Regions from separate parts of the Mus musculus genome. Here region 2 is linked to region 1. The links are chromatin loops, found by intact Hi-C in ENCODE. Cell type or tissue: heart. All regions are shown on one strand. Each heading gives the region's core, and the rest is flanking DNA. Links, peaks and the distances in the headings are about the cores only. Region 1 holds the start of Slc41a1 (solute carrier family 41, member 1). Region 2 overlaps Slc26a9 (solute carrier family 26, member 9).

Evidence for each region. Hi-C counts contacts between places; a loop is a spot of excess contacts. Peaks named below come from ENCODE experiments on the same cell type or tissue, not always from the same donor. Only the 100,000 strongest peaks of a DNase experiment are listed, where the experiment ranks them.
Region 2: a loop joins it to region 1, with 2.4 times the contacts of the local background. A loop is called at or near these places in 4 of 42 quality-filtered maps.

What each region holds. Positions count from the first base shown.
Region 1 is chr1:131,826,315-131,829,225 of GRCm38, forward strand. Slc41a1 (solute carrier family 41, member 1) reads left to right here and starts at 1,698. Exons shown (of 11, transcript NM_173865.3): 1 at 1,698-2,079. In heart, for the core only: no CTCF peak of the experiment used is centred there; a DNase peak (open chromatin) is centred at 1,637; H3K4me3 peaks cover 1,976 bases; H3K27ac peaks cover 1,693 bases.
Region 2 is chr1:131,769,548-131,772,458 of GRCm38, forward strand. It overlaps Slc26a9 (solute carrier family 26, member 9), which reads left to right. Exons shown (of 21, transcript NM_177243.4): 21 at 1-858. Among named protein-coding and RNA genes, the nearest start is that of Pm20d1, 26 kb to the right of the region's middle. In heart, for the core only: no CTCF peak of the experiment used is centred there; a DNase peak (open chromatin) is centred at 1,334.

The sequences.
Region 1 (2,911 bases), core at 277-2,776:
TTTGGTGGTCCATACTCTAGGTTTTACGCACTTTCCCATATGTTCAGTTTACTTCGACTAAAAAGAAAAACTTTTCAAGTAGATAAAGAGTATGGGGGTGGAAATAAGAGAAGGACAAAGATTTTGTTTTTAAGTTGCTATTGGATGAAAGTTTTTGGCCTTGAGGCAGAGTCTCAACTGTATAACTCTAACTATGAGGCACTGTCTCTTGGTAGACCCAGACGACCTCATATTTGTAGAGTCTCCTGCTTCTGTCTCCCAAGGGCTAAGACTGCCAACACTCAGGCAGCCATATAATCAGTCTTAGTTTTCCTCTCAATCTATACTCATTGTGCACAAAAACTGGTCCTTCTGGCGAAGACCTAGTGTTGCCCAATCTAGGAGTAACTTCCATATCCAAACATAGACTTGGCTGTGAAACCAAAATTGGAGTTCAACTACAGTGACATTTGCTGGGCCCTTAAAAAATATAGACCTTTGATATCCTAGCAGCGGAGCTGAGCCCGGGGTTGCTGGATTAGCAGGTGGGGACAGGTTTTTGTGGCTACATTTGTTATCATTGTCCAAAGGAATGGCCCTCTCCAGTTGCTGTTGAGCATGTGTGCTCAGTAGCCAGCACTCTTTTTCTCTCCTATATACATCCTATCCTTATTCAACGGTCTAGAGAAATGCTCAATTGCCCCAAGGAACCTTTCTAGGGAAGAAAGTGACAGGAAAGGAACCTCTGGTCATAGGCTCTATGGTCTAGAAAAATGCTCAGTTGCCCCAAGGAACATTTCTAGGGAAGAAGGTGACAGGAAAGGAACCTCTGGTTATAGACTCTACCGATGAAGGGGGAAAGGCTGGAAATGGGAGTTCCTTTATAGGGAGGTCACATCCCCTTCACAAAAACAACCCAAAGAGAACTAACTGGTACTGATTTTGGATTGATGAAGTGAAGACACCCCAGGGAGGAAGTGGCAAAAGCGAGGATGAAAACACTTTGATTCCACAAGGTGCGTCAGGGAAAGTTGGCGTTCATTTCGCCCGGGATGGAGACTTCTCTCCCACGGGGCCACGATTGGGTCAAAGGAAACCCCCGCTCCCCTCCGCCCTTACCTCATTGGTGTGTGTAGCCCCAGCCATGAGTCTACCAAATTTTCCCTCCAGTCTGCCCATCCCCACCCCTATCAAGGCTGGAACTTTATTAAGGCAGATTAAGGTTCGGTCAGTCGCCCAGAGGAACAAGGAACCTGGAAGGAGAGATGAGGAGCCTGATGAATAGGAACTGTGCCCAGGAAGAAGGTAGGGACTGGGCGTGGAGAAGGAACACGCGATGGCTGCTGCGGCCCGGGCGATCGCCAGCTGGCCGGCTCAAAGGGGTGGTTTCGGGTCTTCTGGAAGGCCCAGAGGCTCACTAGAGATAGTCAAGATTCAGGAGTACATGCGTAGCAGAACGCTCGCCTTGAGAGGCCGTGGGAACTCAGGAGCGCAGCACCCGCCCGCGCTTGAGCACCGCGAGCCCACAACACCCTCCAATTCTGAGTTCCCGTCACTCTGCTGCGTTTTCCCCCTCACCCCGCCCCCAGCTCAAGAAACGCCGGGGAAATGGGCGGGGCCTGGGCGGGGCCCGCCCCTTTTCCTGCTCTGATTGGCTGATGCAGTTGTCCATCCTGACTCTATTCTTGATGGAGGGGGGTTACCACCCGCTCTGCCCCAGATCACGTTTGCCACCCACAGCCAAACACTCTTGTCCAAGTCCGCGGGCAAGAGGCGATTGGGGACGAGCGAGCTCGGCATCTCAGGCCCAGTCCGGTCCACACCAGCCCGAGGCGGAATATCCTGATCGCCCCCCACCAGGCCACCTCCCCTCGTGGAATCGGAGCGGCGGCCTCACAGGAAGGCAGAAGCGAAATGTAGCGAGCCGGGTGTCGCGGTTGGACGCTCGCCTTGCCTGGGGGTGTAGCGGGGAACACGCGGGGGCTCGAGGAGGACGGCTGAGGGGGAGGAGTGATGAGAAGAGGGGGTACCCTACATCCCCCAATTCCGCGGGCCCCTGCTACCACTCTCCAGGCGCCCTTTCTCCCCAGCAAGGCGCAGGTCAGTGTTGTTGGGTCTGGGAGGGAGGGAGACGAGGGCGGGGGACTCCAGGACGCAGTGCTTTTGCAGTCTTGAGTTGCCGGGAGTCGGCGGAAATCAACTAGGCACTCCTCCTCCCCACCCCTGTAGTTGGGGATACCTAAACCGGGCTTTTTTGTCCATCCCCGCTTGGAAAGGAGACGCGGCTTCCTAGAGCCTGAGGCCCATCGGTAGTGGCTTTACTGCTGATGTAGTTGAGAGACTGGCCTGCTCCCCTTGCTAGCCCCCTTCCAGGTCAAAGTGGCCTGCCAGAAAGACGGGAGGGAGGGGGCAGTCAGGTTTTAGCGAAGGAACTCAGAAACTTTGCTGGCTCGGGGGCGGTGGACTCAGACTGAGTGTTTCCTCTTGGCTGACTAGTGAGGATCTTTGAAAACAACGGTGCTGTGTTAAGGTGGCTTGGCTGGTGACCGAGTTAGTGGAAGACTCATAACTTGGGCCCTAGAGTTTGATTCTGCCTTAACCAAACTGGAGTTGACTAATTGTGAGTGTTTGGAATACTAACAGCCTGTTCATCATACCTGCAAAACCCTCTGGATTTTTTTTTTTTTTTTTTTTTACTATTGAGAGCCATGCTGGTGAAATGCAACAAGTTGGTGGCAATTCGTGGGGATTCCTTTAAGCTAAGAAAAGCAGGGCAGGCAAAGACAGACATGATTTGGGAGTAAATGCATATTAGCTTGTGACACTTGGATTTGCCTGACTTTGTTTTTCTTTCCTCTTTCTACACCTTTTACCGATGATATTTTTGTTTTTAAGAGTTACACCATGTCTGGCTGTCAGTAACCCGAGAGGA
Region 2 (2,911 bases), core at 286-2,785, 57 kb before region 1:
CATCAACGCAAGCCCCACCCCATGGCAGCTGACTTCCAGCCTTTAGAGTGAGCTAAGAACAGAATGATAAGAGCACCTGTGCTAAGCTGGACTGCAGTTCAAATGTATCTGTGTCCTGAGTGATTCTGCCTTGGAAGGTTTCAGGCTGTGGTGGAACACAGAGATGAATGGGGTTACAATGGTGAAGCTTGTCCCTCCGGTTGCTCCTTCTAGTTGTTAGCTTTGTGCCTCAAAGACACTGTACTACTCACAACCCAGGAGTCTCTGTCTTTGTGCCCATTTCCCTCTCATTTTCCTAAGACTGCCCAGGCCCCCACTGCTGTCCAGCACTTCAGACTCTAGTGTGGACAGTGGGCAGGACCCTCAAGATTATCAGCACTACCTCTCCAGGGACAGCACACAAAGGGACCTGATTCCACCTTATGAATCTTCCCCGCCTGGAGGCCACCCCATCCTGGGGAACAGGTGACTGGCAGAATCCTGATACAGCAGCAGCTATTCTGCACAAAATCTTCTAAGGAACCCTCTTTACTGGATGAATGGAAGGAGTAATATGTTGCTAATGTAAACTCGGGCAAACTGGTGGATCCTAGGCCCTGACAGTCCACCTGACCTCGGAGCCCGTATTGCCTCACTTGGGAAATCTGTCCTGTCCATTTTCACTTGAAAGGACAGCTCAGTTGCACCCACCCCTATCAGCCTGTACCATCCAGAGCTGTGATGGTAGGTCCCAACAGGCAGGGGAGGAACTTCTGAGGTACCAACTTCATAGCCCTACTGTGTATAGATTTGAAGGATTGTTCCAGACTGGATCTCCCTCTACGTGGAACTCTTAACAATCTCCAGACATTTTTACCCTTAGGAAAATTGACAACAGGAGTGAAATTCTCAGGTAAACAAAGATTTCTTAGAGACATCCTACTGTTGACTTGAAAGTAAAAGGTCCTCTCTCTCTCTCTCTCTCTCTCTCTCCACACACACACACACACACACACACACACACACACACACACACACACACATCTTATAAAAACTAACTACCATAAAAGTACACAGAAAATCTGGCCTCTCTTCTTTGTTCTCCAAGCTCCTTCAATGTAATGACCCCTATCCCAACAGGTTGGGCCGGCCCAAATAGGAAAACAACCCAATTATTAGCTTCAGCCTGTCCGTCATTATGCGTCTCTGTGTTAATAAGCTAGTGAGCTAGTCTTCATAGAGTTAAAGAACAGGGCTCTGACAACGAGCCAACACATTCTTGGCCACAGCTGTTCCTTCTCAGTGAATTCATTATGCCATCTGGCTGCCAATGGAGCCCAAAACTTGGAAGGCAGAAAGACAATGTTATCTGGGATTCACTGTGCCCTGCACTCAAAGTGCTAAATTCCAGAAGGAAGAGAACCTCAGCCAATGACAATCTACCCTCCCCTACTCCACCTCCTCCAAAGTACAGGAAGCAGAGAAGGTCACAGAGCCTCAGGACATTATTAATCCCCTTTGAACCAAGTGTCTAGATCCCATTGACCTGCAGACCAGACCTGGGACTGAAAGGGATGGCAGACTCACAGTGGCCGGGTTTTGGAGTTTGGGGGTGTGGATCGGCAACATGTTGAATCTATATACACTCACAGAACCTATGGTGAATGTGTGGTTAGACATAGAGGGTGGAGGGGTACAAAAAAGGTGCTGAAGAAAACTCCACAGTCGCAACTCTTGGGGTAGAATATAAACATTACACAGACTGCTGCCCTGGACATGACTGAGGCAGGAAGGGAGGGTGTGTGTGAGGGAACAGTAATCCAGATTTCCCATACCTGTGCATGTTCTTACAGACACTGACCTAGGACATAGATTCCCTAGGAAGGCTGCAAACTTACCTCTTGAGATATTTGTATAATTTATTTAAATGCCAGTCTCCTTTATTTGTTTTGGTAATAAAGTGGTCTTGAAATGTGAATGTGTGTGTGTGAGAGAGAGAGAAATGAAGGGGTTTTAATGAGTGCCAAGAAGATCCTTCCAAACCAGGGCTCTGTGTCACCCTGAGAGGAGGCTGTGGGGTGTGAGGTTTCCTCACAAGTCTCCTAGCAAGACTGCAGATCTGTTTTCCTTGGAATGAATACATTTTGATGAGCCAGGCAAAGACCAAATTGGAAAGAGAAGACTGAGCTGAGGGCCCCACTTATTCAGTGCCACTTTGGAGAGGCAACTCTGTGCTTCTGTAACTAGAAAGGAAGTTTAACAGTTTGGGGTAGTGGTGCACACCTATAATCCCAAAACTTGGGAGCTAGAGGCAAGAGTATTAAGAGCTCTAGGCCATTCTTGGCTATATAAAGAATTTGGCATGAAACACTATCTCAAAACACACACACATGAGTGCACGCACACAGAGAGAGAAAGAGAGAGAGAGAGAGTCAAACCCTCCTCATACCTTCTGCAGACTCTCTCCTCATCAATTCTCCATCTGTGAAAAGTCTATTAGAGAGTGTGGTGGTTTGAATACACTTGTCCCAGGAGCAGCACTATTAGAAATGTGGCTTTGGAAGGAAGTATGCCACTTTAGGGGTGGGCTTTGAGACCCCTCCTCCTAGCCACATAGGAGACAATCTCCTCCTGATTGCCTTCAGAACAAGATGTAGAAGTCTCAGCTCCTCCAGCACTCTGCCTGCCTGGACACAGCCATGCTTCCGACCATGATGGTAATGAACTGAACCTGAACTTGCAAGCCAGCCCCAATTAAATGTTGTCACAATATAAGAGTTGCCTTGGTAATGGTGTCTCTTCATAACAATAAAATCCTAAGATAGAAGTTGGTACCGGGGACTAGGGTATTGCTGGGATAGGCCTGATTATGTTTTTGTTTAGAAGAATGTGGATTTGGGGACTTTGGATTTGGAAAGCAGTGAAATGCTTT